Regions from separate parts of the Homo sapiens genome. Here region 2 is linked to region 1. The links are chromatin contacts, found by Hi-C or POLR2A ChIA-PET in ENCODE. All regions are on one chromosome and are shown on one strand. The core of a region is the stretch at or near the end of the contact, and the rest is flanking DNA. Distances in the headings are between cores, read along the strand shown.

Region 1 (6,209 bases), core at 2,728-5,227:
GAGTCATCACTGCCTTCACGAGGCATTAGAAAGAGAAAGGACTCTGGCATTGGACGGGCCTGGACCCAAATCTTAGGTCTTCCCAGTGATGGGACTTTTCTCTCTGGGCCTGTTTTGCTTTGTTTTGCTTTTATTTGTTTATGTACTAGTTGCCCTTCTGGTTGTTGTGAGGATTAAATGAGATAAGGTATATGGTTAGTTCTTTTCTGTGTCAAGCATATTCTCTTCCTATGTACCAACCCCTCATCCCTACCCTGTGCAACATTCATTCTTCACGCCAGTTGTATTTTTCTTGTCCACAGTTTAGAAAGTAACAGATGGAAGACACAGCACAGCAGAATGGCAGATTCATGTTCATATAACATTATATGAAAAACTCACACGTTTTCTATTGAGGTAGGCCATGGGCTTTGATTCTTTCTGCCCATTCTCTTCCTTTTCATTCCACTGCTAGATAAATTAGGTCACCCAGAAAGCACACTGTTCACCTAAAACATCAACACACCCTATTTCCTTTGAACATCAGAATCAAAGAAAAGCAAACAAGCATACCAAAGAAACCCATCGTGGGGACTGGGAAGATCTTGGCTGCCTCTGAAAGGCTTGGATCCAAGCCCTTCATTCCACTTTCAGTAGGTTAGGGGAGCTTTCAAGGACAAGTTCCACCCTCAGTCTCCTACAGGACAGTGCCACCTGCCTTCAAAACCCTGCAGTTTTCTTCCTTCCTTCCTTCCTTCCTTCCTTCCTTCCTTCCTTCCTTCCTTCCTTCCTTCCTTTCTTTCTTTCTTTCTTTCTTTCTTTCTTTCTTTCTTTCTTTCTTTCTTTCTTTCTTTCTTTCTTTCTTTCTTTCTTTCTTTCTTTCTTTGGCAGAATCTCACTCTGTTGCCCAGACTGGAGTGCAGTGGTGTAATCTAAACTCACTGCAAGCTCCACCTACTGGGTTCAAATGAGTCTTTGGCCTCAGCCTCCCGAGCAGCTGGGACCACAGGCATGCACCACCACACCCGGCTAATTTTTGTATTTTTAGTAGAGATGGAGTTTTGCCATGTTGTCCAGGCTGGTCTAGAACTCCTGACCTCAGGTGATCCGCCTACCTCAGCCTCCCAAAGTGCTGGGATTACAGGTGTGAACCACCACGCCTGGCCAGAACCCTTCAGTTTTCTTTAACACTTCGGAAGTTGATGATCACCATCCATCTCAGCTGCTGGGGACTCCCCAGCTTCTTCCACAAACATTTGGCATGTGCCAACCATGTGCTCTCCTTGCAGTCAGGCACCTCTCTGGTGTGGTGTTTCCAGGTTAGTGGATCCAATGCTATTAAGTTGGTGCAAGAGTAATTGGTTTGTTCTACAAATACTTTTAATGGCAAAAACCACAATTACTTTTAGCACCAAACTAATAGTTATACCACAATGATTTTGTTAGCCTTAGGCAGAGGGGTGTCTTAAATTACTTGCATTTAGACGTTGCCAAAATAGTAAAATTATTTTAATAGCCTAAGAATAAGTTCAGGGTCCTTGAGCCTCCACAATGTAAATAAAAGGTTTTTTTCTGATCGCTTGTAAGTGGCAAAATAAATAGTCCTCTGGCACTCTTCAGTATTTAGAAGCTGTTTGACTGGAGGCAAACATACACAGACTGGTTTGCTCTTCGGATAGGGAAAGTCTTTCTCTCTTCCTCACCCCATGTTTCTCCCTTGCCTCTTCCACATGTTCAGAAGCATGGGAGAGCAACCTGCCCTTCCCTCTCTTAGCTTCTCTGCAGGATGGCGGAGTGGCTTGTCTAGTTGGTGAAATGGGAGAGGGGCTCTGAGCACGTGCAGGGCAGCACCTTCTCGGCTAAGCACAAATGCTAAGTCAACACGATTTGCTCTATACAGCATTTTCCAAATTCGCCTGTGCTGGAATTTATGTTTTCTCTGCTCATTGTCTGAATTTTACATAAGCCAGCTATCAGCAGGGACCTACCAAGGTCACAGTAAATAGCTAAACTTGGCTTGAACCTACAGTTTCTTCCCACTCTGGGGATAGAGAGGGGCTGATGTAGTCAGGGTCACTGCAGCCTCCAGGACCCCAAGTCTTTGCAGGTAGTCTCTGTCCCACATCACAGCCACCCAGATGTGACCACAGCTGCTTCTGAAGTCGCCAGAAAGTCCCATTCACCCCAGTCACAGCCGGGGGTTGAGTATGTTTCCTTGCAGAGAGGGGCATTCCGCCTCTCTAGGCAGCTTCCCGTTACCTCGCTGACACCCCCCTTCACCTTCCTGTCTTTCTTTTCACCTCTTTCCTCCCACCCATCCACCCTGCCTCCATACCAACCACGGGAAGCCCAGGCCATGCTCTCCTCACAGACCTTGTGCCCACCACACCCATGCCCCTCAAGGGCTCACTATTTAACCCTAGTACTTCCCAAGTAACCCTTCCAACAAAGGAGTTTCCTCTCAAAGAGGAATTTTGGTGGCAGCTATTTCAGATGGTATTTTTTCATCCCCAGGACCGCTTGTACTGCCTTTATGGTACGTAGTTTACCCACAGCACATCTCCCTGTGGCCAGGGACAGCATGGAACCCCATCACTACTTGTTGCTGCCCACAGGGAAATGTCCCCACTGATTTCCGCTCAGTTATCACTCAGTCAGGGACTCAGCTTTCCTTCGCGGTCCCTTACCCAGGTTCCTGACCCGAAGGTTAGGGGGACGTACACGTGTCCGGGACGTTGTCTACAGGAGAACTTGGCAGAGGCTTCTGTGGGGGCAGCTCACCCTCCTTGCTGGACTTCTCTGACAGAGGAACCTTCTTTCTTCTGCTTAGGGTGCTCCTCATCCTTCTGGAATCCAGACCATCCTCCACTCCTGTTTTCAGTGGCCACCATCTTTTCTCTCTCCTTCCTCAACCCTCTGAGGAGAAAAGTATTTGTGTTTCACTGAAGTGGAAGTGAGTGTTTTCTTTGGACCTTTGTTTCTGCATTGGGGTGTAGTCTGGGGAAGAGAAAATGGCCATGGGGTATAGGTAACAGAGAAGAGGGGCAAGAAATATGCACACAGCCATGTAAGGTAAGGGTTCACAGGCTGTACACTGTGCAAATGCGGGAGTCCCATTCACACAGTGATATGACATGAAAGTGGATTCACAACCTGATGAAAATGCCACCTTTGAGCTCTGCCTTCTCTCAATCAAGGGCAGTGTGGACACATAGAGAGAGGAACGTGCTTTGAGCCTGAGAGATTCTGATTTGAGTCACCCCAGCTATGTTACTATCTCACCATATAGTCCTAGACAACTCCCTTAACATCTCAGAGCCCCAGTTTCCTTATTTATAAAAGGACAGCAATAGCGCCTCCTTTACAGAGTTGCTGTGAGGGTGAAATGAGATCTTTTGTAGTTGCCTGGCATGTAGTAGGTGCTCAATAAATGTCATTTCCCCAGAAGCATTGTCCTGGTTGAAGGAGTGTTTGCCAATTTCACTACTGGCCCTTTTCCAGTGAAAATATTCAGGGTCTTTCCGTAGATGGTGAAGGAATGTCTGTTGGAGGCTGAAGAAGATACAAGTATTCTTCTTACAGCATAATTGAAGAAAATAATGAATTTATCAAGATACGTGGCCAGTTGAGGCATCCCAGAAAGTTGAGTTTTAACAACAACTAAGACAACGTATAGAGCACGAAATGTTAGGCACAGTTTTAAGCCTCTTCCATGTATTATTGTGCCATTGAAAATGGACCCTTCTGGGACACAGCATTCAAGACTCTGGGATTTTGTGTCTTTGTAAAAGGGAGAGAAGATGTCTTTTTATTTATTTATTTTGAGAAGATGTCTTTTCTTTGCTTCATATCCACCCTCCTGGCATTGTCTGGTACATTATATGTCTTTGCGTCCCCACATCTGGCCTGTTCCTATCAGCATTCTCTCTCTTTTGAGCAGTTCCTTATCTCTGAGCAATGAACTGAGCCATTTCCCAAAGATGGGCATAATCCGTGGGTCTCCTGCGTAGGCGGGAGCCAGCTTGTACTGGCTGTGGAGAGCTGACGGGGGCAGCTTTTCCCAGCTCTTCAGCAATGAGGTCTCGCTAGTCCTTGAAATCAGCCACCATGCGAGAGTTTGCATCAGGGAAATCAGCAAATGCTACCCATCGAGACCACTCCCTCCCGGGTAGCAACACCGTGGCTGGCCCCACACATTGGGAAGAAAAGCTCAGCAGGAGGTTTCAAACTTGGATGGAAGAGCTGGTAGAAAACCTTTGTTTCATAGACATGCTTTAAAGGTGGAATTTCAGGTAGGAAGTCTTTCTGCATCTATTAAACTCAAAATTGAGGAAGAGAAGTAACAGGTCTTCAAAAACTAGGCTGAAAGATGTCCTCCGCGGACCAGGTACATCTTTAGTATAACAATCGTGGCTGGCAACAGCTTAACACGCTCAGGGACATCTTCATGTTTCTCATAATGCAACGTTTCAGGAAACTCTGGAAAGTAAACACGAGGTCACAGATTCAGTTCTGGTGAACTAAAACTCAAAAAAATGGTTCAGCATATCCTGAACTCAGTGTTTGTACACAAGATGGCGCTCTCTTCTTAGGAGAAGACAATTGGAACACTTGCTAACCCCTGAACTCTCTTTGCATGTTGTGATCGATCGCATTGGTGCAATTGGTGTGAGCTGAGCAATATTAAGGTCAAAATCATTGGCTTGATGCCTTATAAATGCATTTCTGTGAATATACGAGTTAACACTAATTATTTCCATTCCTGGGGAGGGGAAGGGTAGGAGAAAAGACTAAGCCAACTGCAAACCCCGTTGCTGGTGAGTCTTCTGTTCACAGACAGAGAGGAAATTAGAACTGATCTCTGTGTTCACATAAGTGGCCAAAGAGTCCTTAGTCTCCCAATGGGAGACAAAGCTGGGTGTCCAAATTCCTCTGTAGGACCCTGCATCTGAATTCACGGGCCGCCTCTCCCCTAACCCCCGCCCCGCCGTGCCCCTCATCCCTACAGGTCGTTTGCTATACATCACCAGTTCTGTAAATTACAGACACAGTCCCTGTCCCTCTTCCAACTTGGCACAGATTCAGGCACTGACCAATCTACTTTAGGTGCCCTGTCTTCTCCCAGCCCTGGCTAACTTGCTGGCTCTGGAATACCCATCTTCTCTGGCAGTTCACCATATCTGAGTGCCCCAGCTCAAAGCCTAGCCTTTTCCTTTGGCCCATTTTGGTCACAGATGCCAGCTTTCACCCTCTAACCCAGACTGGAACAATGGTCTTAGAGGCCACTTGCCCTATGGCCTGGCTAGAGGTCCCTCCAGCCATCACCTCTGGTATTGTCTGCTGGGTTTTCCGCTGATTGTGGTCCCTCAGGCTCTTTGTCCTGTTTCTGAGTGCAGCCCTGCTCTGGCAGTGTGCCCGGGAGACCACTTCCACGTGCTTGGCTCCTGCTGTCCTTGTTGCCAACTATTCTTGGCACCTGGACATTTATCGTGCTGTTCCCCAAGTCCTTTGCTCCGGGTGATTGCACTCCAGGTTGTTTCTCTGCCTCGCTGAGAAATGAAGAGCCCTTCCTAAACCTCCCAACTCTGCTCTCAGCACCGCACCCTCCATTCAGTAGGAACCGTCTTGGGAAGTGGACTCTTGGGGGTTTTGTGAACTAGCCCTCCTGTCTCTTTGTTAAGTTGTGAGGAGGCTGCAGACATCCTGTGCATGTTAGATTAGTCCACATTTCAGAGCCAGGAGGAACAAGAAACATGATGGCCTCATAGTCTAGCCTTTGCAGACTTTGCCAATGACATGGGTAGGTTGATCCTGCCTCACCTCATCCCGGCTGGTCCTGATCAAGTCCTCCTGCCCCCAGCTGAAATCTCACTGTGCTAACTTCAAGGGAACGATCATGTTACGACACCAGGATTTCTTGCTTCCCATCTATTCTTTTTCTTCCTTACGTTTTAAGTATTTCTAGAGCTGGAGAGGCCCAAGAAGTCAAGTGAGAGTTTATTTAAGGTGAGCAGATCATATTTGAATGCAGAAGGGAAAGATCTCGTTGGTAGGGAAAACAAAAGTATTTGTGATTGCTTGCCGTGGAGAGCAAAAAAGCCAGGGCTTTCAGCCATTCATTGCCCAAAATCACAGCACTCACAGGAGTAGAAAAGGTCAGAATAAGCCATGGGGCCAGTCTGTGACTCACCATTTCTTTTGAAACCAAAGGTTCACTTCTCTGGAGACTA
Region 2 (6,551 bases), core at 3,125-5,624, 290 kb after region 1:
CCCTCAGGTCTGTGATACTCTACTATTTAATACATTAGGTTCATGTCTGTTATAATGCTATTGTGAGTTATACTTTAATAAATGTAAAATGATCCACACTCCAATTTAATGACGCTTGCCTTGACTTTTTTCTTCCTTTCCTTTCCCTTTCCTTCTTTCTTTCTCTTTCTTTTCTCTTTCTCTTCCTTCCTTCCTTTCCTTTCCTTTCCTCTCCTCTCCTTTTCTTTCTTTTTCTTTCTTTCCTTTCTTTCTTTTCCTTTTCTCTCTTTCTTTCTTTCCTTCTTTCTTTCTTTCCCCTTTCCTTTCCTTTTCATTTTTCCTTTTCTTTTCTTTCTTTCTTTCTTTCTTTCTTTCTTTCTTTCTTTCTTTCTTTCTTTCTTTCTTTCTTTCTTTCTCTTTCTCTCTCTCTCTCTTTCTCTTTCCTCTCTTTTCTCTCTCTCTTTCTTCCCTTTCCCTCCCCTCCCCTCCCCCCCTCCCTTCCTTCCTTTCTTTCTTGCTTCCCCCCACCATCTCTCTCTCTCTCTCTGCCTTGCCTTGCCTTTCTCAAGGTCTCACTCTGTTGTCCAAGCTGGAGTGCAGTGGCATGAACTTGGCTCACTGCAACCTCTGCCTCCCAGGTTCAAGTGATTCTCCTGCCTTAACCTCCCAAGTAGCTGGGATTCAGGTGCCCACCATCACACTTGGCTAATTTTTGTATTTTTTAGTAGAGATGAGGTTCTACGATGTTGGCCAGGCTGGTCTCAAACACCTGACCTCAAGTGATCCACCCACCTTGGCCTCCCAAAGTGCTGGGATTACAGGCATGAGCCACCACGCCAGGCCACCTTGACTTCTTTCTAGTTTGCTAATTATATTGCTTTACCTGCTAACTTCTGTCTTTCATCCTTCTCCTTTTCCTTCTGTCTTTCCTCCTTCCTTAGCTTACCTTTTGGTATTGTTCTGATACAGTAGTAACTGACTTATAATCTGAAGAGATTGAGACACAATTATAAATAGCTTTTTTTTTTCCTCTTAGATCTCTGCCTTCAAAAGTACCCTGCATATTTCCCTTCCCTAGTTCCTGATGATATTTTGGATAAAAATGTCTATTTCAGTCTAATATAAAACTCTAATATCTCATCGATTTGCACTTCCCCACTGTGTCCCCCTAACCCAAGCTCAGGACATTGATGAGACAGGCAGGGTCTGTTTCTCACTGTTCCTTTTTCTTTTTGTGGCTCTTTTGGGGTGGTGGTGTGTGTATAGGAGAAGCAATGAGAGAAAAAGTCCTGAAACTTGAAGAACATAGTAATCCTATGTTGTAGTGATGTCTTGTCTCATATCATCTGGCCTTAGGTAGTTTCTGTGTGGTAGGACCCAATAGGATGTGTGTGTGTGTGTGCGTGCGCACACACACACAGAGAGAAAGAGAGAGAGACAGAAATTAATTTTAAGGAATTGGTTTATGTAATTGTAGAGAGCCAGTAAGTCCAAAGTCTGCAGGGCAGGCCAGTAGGCCAAGGAGCCAGGAAAAAGTAGATGCTCCAGTTTGAGCTTGCAGGCAGTCACCTGGTAGAATTCCCTCTTTCTTGGGGGATATCAGTCTTTTCTCTCCTTAGGCCTTCAACTGATTGGATGAAGTCCGTCCACATTATGAAGGGTAATCGGCTTTACTCAAAGTACATTGATGGAAATACTAATCTCATCTAAAAATACTTTCAGAAAAACATCTAGAATAGTGCTTGATTGAATGCCTGAGCACTGTGGCCTCTCCAAGTTGGCACATCAAATTGACCATCACAGACCCAGTGCATAATTCTTTTGTCTCTGTGACCTTCTCCCCACAGCTCTCACCCCTGCAGTACGCTTCTTTCCGTTGGGTTTCCTCCGCCTGTAAGTCACCTTTCTTGAAGGGGTATCTTCAAGAAGACCCAAGCCTGCCTAGCTTTCCTGGTGTCCTCCTGGCCATAGGAAACTCTCCTGTTTTTGTCTCACTGCACCGTTACCTCTTCTTTTCCATACCATTCTACTCCAGCCAGGTTCCAGCTTTCATCATTCTCCAGAGAAGACATCTCCATTTTCACATAAGCTCCCCAACTCTCAAGAAGACATGTCAAACTTCAAAGAACTTTTTTTACTATGTGCTCCCATGCTCTGATGGCAACATCTAAATAGGTTTACAAGTTTCTGAAGTTCAGCATGTGAAGGGGTCAATGGGGGAACTGAGATGCAGATCCCCTTTTCTTGAGGACACCTCTAATTTGGTTTCACAGAGCTGGGAGATGGTGCTCCCTCCTCTCCTCCACAAAGAGAAAAGCCACGGCACACTTCCTCACTGCGGCCCCCTCTAAAATCTTTCTCTATTCAACTAACGTTCTTTTGAGTTATTTTCCTTTATGTGATCTGGTTGCCATACAGAGGATGAAGCCCTCTTTTATAATATAAACCCTGAAGGGCATGTATGGCAGGTTCTTAATGTTCTCTTTGGAATTTGATGCTACATAGCTTCTAATATACTGAATTTTGGGACTCTAAACAACATTCTAAAACAATAGGAAAAGTCTTTCCAATATCATGATGTGATCATCATTGCTGTTTCTTTTATTTTTAATCTTTTTAAAATTTCACTTAACTTTTATAAATAGAGATTTGTATTTTAAAATATTCCAATGTGTGGAAATGTTTCTTGTAATAAAAGGGAATATTCCCTTTAATTTTTCTCATGCACCTATATTTGGTTTTTCCTCACTTAGTTTATGCTGTTTTTCTATCCCCTTGTGCTTTCTACTGTTTTCTGTCTTTGATTACATGTACTGAGTGATTATTTTGTTTTTTAAATCGTGGTTTTTAAAATTTTTTAAATTTAAGTTCCAGGATACATGTGGAGAACGTGCAGGTTTGTTACATAGGTACATGTGTGCCATGGTGGTTTGCTGCACCTATTGACCCATCTAAATTGTGTTTTAAAAATTAAATGATTTGCCTTTATTTGTGGTAGTGATTGCCTTTAATATTATCAAATATCTAATTAAACTTTCTCCCTTTATTGAAATCAAGAACAGAATTATAACTTCTTTTGTTTTTTTTCTTGGGACAGTTTCACTCTTATTGTCCAGGCTGGAGTACAATGGCATGATCTTGGCTCACTGCAGCCTCCGCCTCCTGGGTTCAAGTGATTCTCCTGCCTCAGCCTCCCGAGTAGCTGGGATTGCAGGCATCTGCTGCGATGCCTGGCTAATTTTTGTATTTTTAGTAGAGATAGGGTTTCGCCATGTTGACCAGGCTGGTCTTGAACTCCTGGCCTCCGGTGATCTGCCCGCCTCGGCCTCCCAAAGTGTTGAGATTATAGGCATGAGCCACCGTGCCTGGCTTGGAATTATAACCTCTGACTCCTTCCTTTGCCCAGCGAAGAATTTAGTCTGTCTCATGCTTTTAAGTTCCCATCCTTTCCCGTTGGGTCCTTTAAGGGCTGGTTAATTTAAATGGATATAACAAAGCCACATTTTTATTAAATATCATTTATTGTTTTAACCATGGAAATTATTTTTTAAGACTTATTGGTACTTTGGATTTTGAATTGAATTTTTCAAGCATTTTAACAAATTTTGTGCTTACTACCAGTATATTTATGTTATCATTTTTACTTTCTTGCATTTATAATTTTGATTCATCACTTGTTTACTTATATTGTTTTTGATTAAGCTTTCAGGAAGGCTATTGTTATACTTTCACAATTTCTGTATAGCTAGATAAATCTTTTTACTATTTTCACATCCAAATGAAGTTTTTCTGTATTTTAAATTCTTGAGTCAAAACAATAATTTCTCAAAATTCTGTAAACATTGTTTCATTGCACAGTGATGTTTAGTATTTCTAAGAAATCTAACGTAAGATGGACATTTTTCTGTTCGAAGGTTCCTCGTATATTTTCTCTTCCATTGACATTTAAAACTTTCACTGGGTTAGACCTAAGTGTAGGTCTTTTAAATTAGCTTTCTTAGAATTAATCTTTCTTTAAAAAAAATCTTCAGATTGGGCATTCTGATTTCAGAGAATTTTACTAATCCAGGGATTTTACCGATAGTATTCATTAAAATATTTTTGAATTTAAAGAGAACTCAAACTCAAGTTTGCTTAAACAACAAAGTGTTATGTTAGATAAAAAGCTGAATGGTGCAGAGACAGGAAGGTGTTTAGGTGTCACATACCCTAAATTCCTATTGTTATTAGGGCATCAATTCTCCTGGCTCTGCCCCTTCTAATCCTTTGTAAGCTTCATTCTCAGCATACTTTCCCTCACTTAAGTGATATGGTTGCCAGCAGTTTCCAGGGCTGCAGCCTTCTCTATTCATACCCAGGAGGAGAGACAGCGTCTGTTCTCACATTTGTTGAATAAAAGCTCTGTGTTTCACTCTGATTGGGTAATCGCAGGTCATATGCCCACTTGGAACCAATCACTATGAGACCGAGGCAGGGCTTAGACCAGTCAACTTGGTTTCACTTCTGTTCTCATCTCTGTTATGGTTTGTATTTCTTACATCTTTCTTTTTTGTTTTGGGAGACTTTCAAGTTTATCCTCTACTTGCTGAGTAGGTTTTTGTCAGTTTTGCTTTTTACTGCCTCTAATGTGAATTTTAATACAATTTCATTAAAACATATTGTATCTTAGTTTTTAGTCTTCTTCCCTTTATTTCTGCCTTTATTGCAATCTATTCTCTTCTGCTAGTCCCCTGTATTATTTTTTTTTCCTAAGAAACTGTCTTTTTGTATTTTGGGGGAGATTGTGAAGAAATTTTGAAAACATTCTGGGCTGTAGAACAATGTGAATGTCTTTAATGCCATTAAACTGTACACTTAAAAATGGTTAAAAATATTTATTTTATGTTAGGTATAATTTAACACAATAAAAATTCTTCTTTTATAGAAAATAATTCTCAATGTGTATTCTTCCTCCAGCTGTTCAGAATAATATTTCCTTTCCCTTGTAATAAAACATTTTATTAGTCCACATGTTTTGTTTATTTGCATGCATTTTTATTAACTTATCTCTAGCCTTAGCAGGATTTACCTAAGTTCGGTTTGCTAAAAGTCAAGGTATATGCAGTGATAGTAGTAACTTTTTGAGTAAATATGACTTTTCTTCTCTGGTCTAGACCTGGAATGGTTCACATGTTCAGAATCCCCAGGACAAATTCTAATTTTTGGTAGAAATTTAGTAGGATCTTTTATTCTTTTAATTCTTGTTTCCTTGTGTTTTACTTTATAGGATATGAGGCAGTATTTTGTCTTCTTTGCATATGCAAGTGTTATATATGAGAGATTATGCCCTTAGCATGTACTGCTTCTAGAAACTCTAACTTTACTTTACATCTATGAAGCGTTTCTGAAGGTGTCTACACATCCAGGATGAAATATGCTACAGCCAGTTTCCTCTACCTGTTGGCATGTTGGGAACTGAGATTTAGAGTTTTTCATACAAGTGAGAGAAAAGTGACTCTTAGAGGTGGTGGAAGCATAGAAGCACAGGAGGTCTGGACAGATAATAGTTCTTAGGCACTGTGTGTGTGTGTGTGTGTGTGTGTGTGTGTGTCTGTGTGTGTGTAAAGGGGCAAGAATTTACTGTTTGAGTTTCTGGTCATTATAGCTACTCTATATGAGTACATCTTTTTTTCTAAAAATTGATCCTGTCCTGGAGGTTCCTTTTCAGATATTTTAATTGATGCTAATAATTGATTCTGCAACTAGTGCAAATTGCCCTGGCTTTTGTCAAGTTTTCTCCAATGTCAGGAAACAACATCTTCCAACTGTTGAAGAGAACGACCTCCTGTTCTTTCTCGCTCTAAATTAAGAAAATCTGACCAACATGAATCAGGTGCTGTGCTGGTTATTAAGATAGCATCTCTCAGTTCCAAATAAATCTTCTCAAGTTGGCTTTGTGATGCTGGGTCTGGGACATTCTAACCTACATTCTTCTTCCCTCCTCTGCCATCTGGTTCTCTATTAGGCTGTACCCCTAGAGAGCCTCAGAAGAAGATGGAAAGGCAGGATGAAGGGGAGAAGGGCCCTCCTCTCTCCTGCTTGCTGGTCCATCAGCATCACCCTGTAGCATTTTGCCTCAGCAGGGGCAGTTGGTTCCAGCCTCCTGCTTCTTTTGGCACTCAGATCTGGAAACAGCTGTCAGTGCCCTTCGTTGGAGGTCTGAGCTGGGTCCCTGGGCTTCTCCTTCCTCAGAGGTCTGAACTGGGTCCCTGGGCTTCTCCTCTGAGCTCCCAGGTCTTAGTGATTGCAACCTTTTCTGTTTGTCCTATAGCCCTAAGGGTGGAAGATGTTTCCTGAGCTTTGTACCTCTGGTCTACCTCAGTGTTTTCATTTGTTCATTTTACCCTCTAATTCCAATGTTGAAATTGCATGTGTGGGTTCGTTTTCCTGTTGAATCCTAAGTGATGCTGGTGCTTAGTACTTACTGGACCTAGGGATCTGGGGCAAGAGAACAAATGGCAATTGCTCTGAGGACCATGAGGTGGGTATTGATGTAAGAATCCCACCCCACCCCCACACAAAAAAGAGGGGAA

What was found. Hi-C counts contacts between places; a loop is a spot of excess contacts on that map. ChIA-PET counts read pairs that join two places held with the same protein, here RNA polymerase II (POLR2A). Pooled maps may share reads with other maps.
Region 2: a map of Caco-2 shows a loop between it and region 1 (2.4-fold over the local background). The contact joins two enhancer-like sites. A Hi-C loop is called at or near these places in 1 of 168 maps with a recorded cell type or tissue (Caco-2) and 4 of 50 pooled maps. POLR2A ChIA-PET finds 5 or more read pairs at or near these places in 1 of 52 experiments (OCI-LY7).

Annotation. Positions count from the first base shown.
Region 1 is chr7:135,796,708-135,802,916 of GRCh38, forward strand. No RefSeq gene overlaps it. Among named protein-coding and RNA genes, the nearest start is that of FAM180A, 51 kb to the left of the region's middle. RefSeq lists a silencer at 2,367-2,587. Within about 2 kb of position 3,978, at least 2 of the 41 ENCODE cell types and tissues checked have a DNase peak (open chromatin) inside an H3K27ac peak, as active enhancers do.
Region 2 is chr7:136,082,562-136,089,112 of GRCh38, forward strand. It overlaps a transcript of LOC105375523 not described here. Among named protein-coding and RNA genes, the nearest start is that of MTPN, 110 kb to the left of the region's middle. RefSeq lists a silencer at 4,314-4,383. Within about 2 kb of position 4,375, at least 4 of the 41 ENCODE cell types and tissues checked have a DNase peak (open chromatin) inside an H3K27ac peak, as active enhancers do.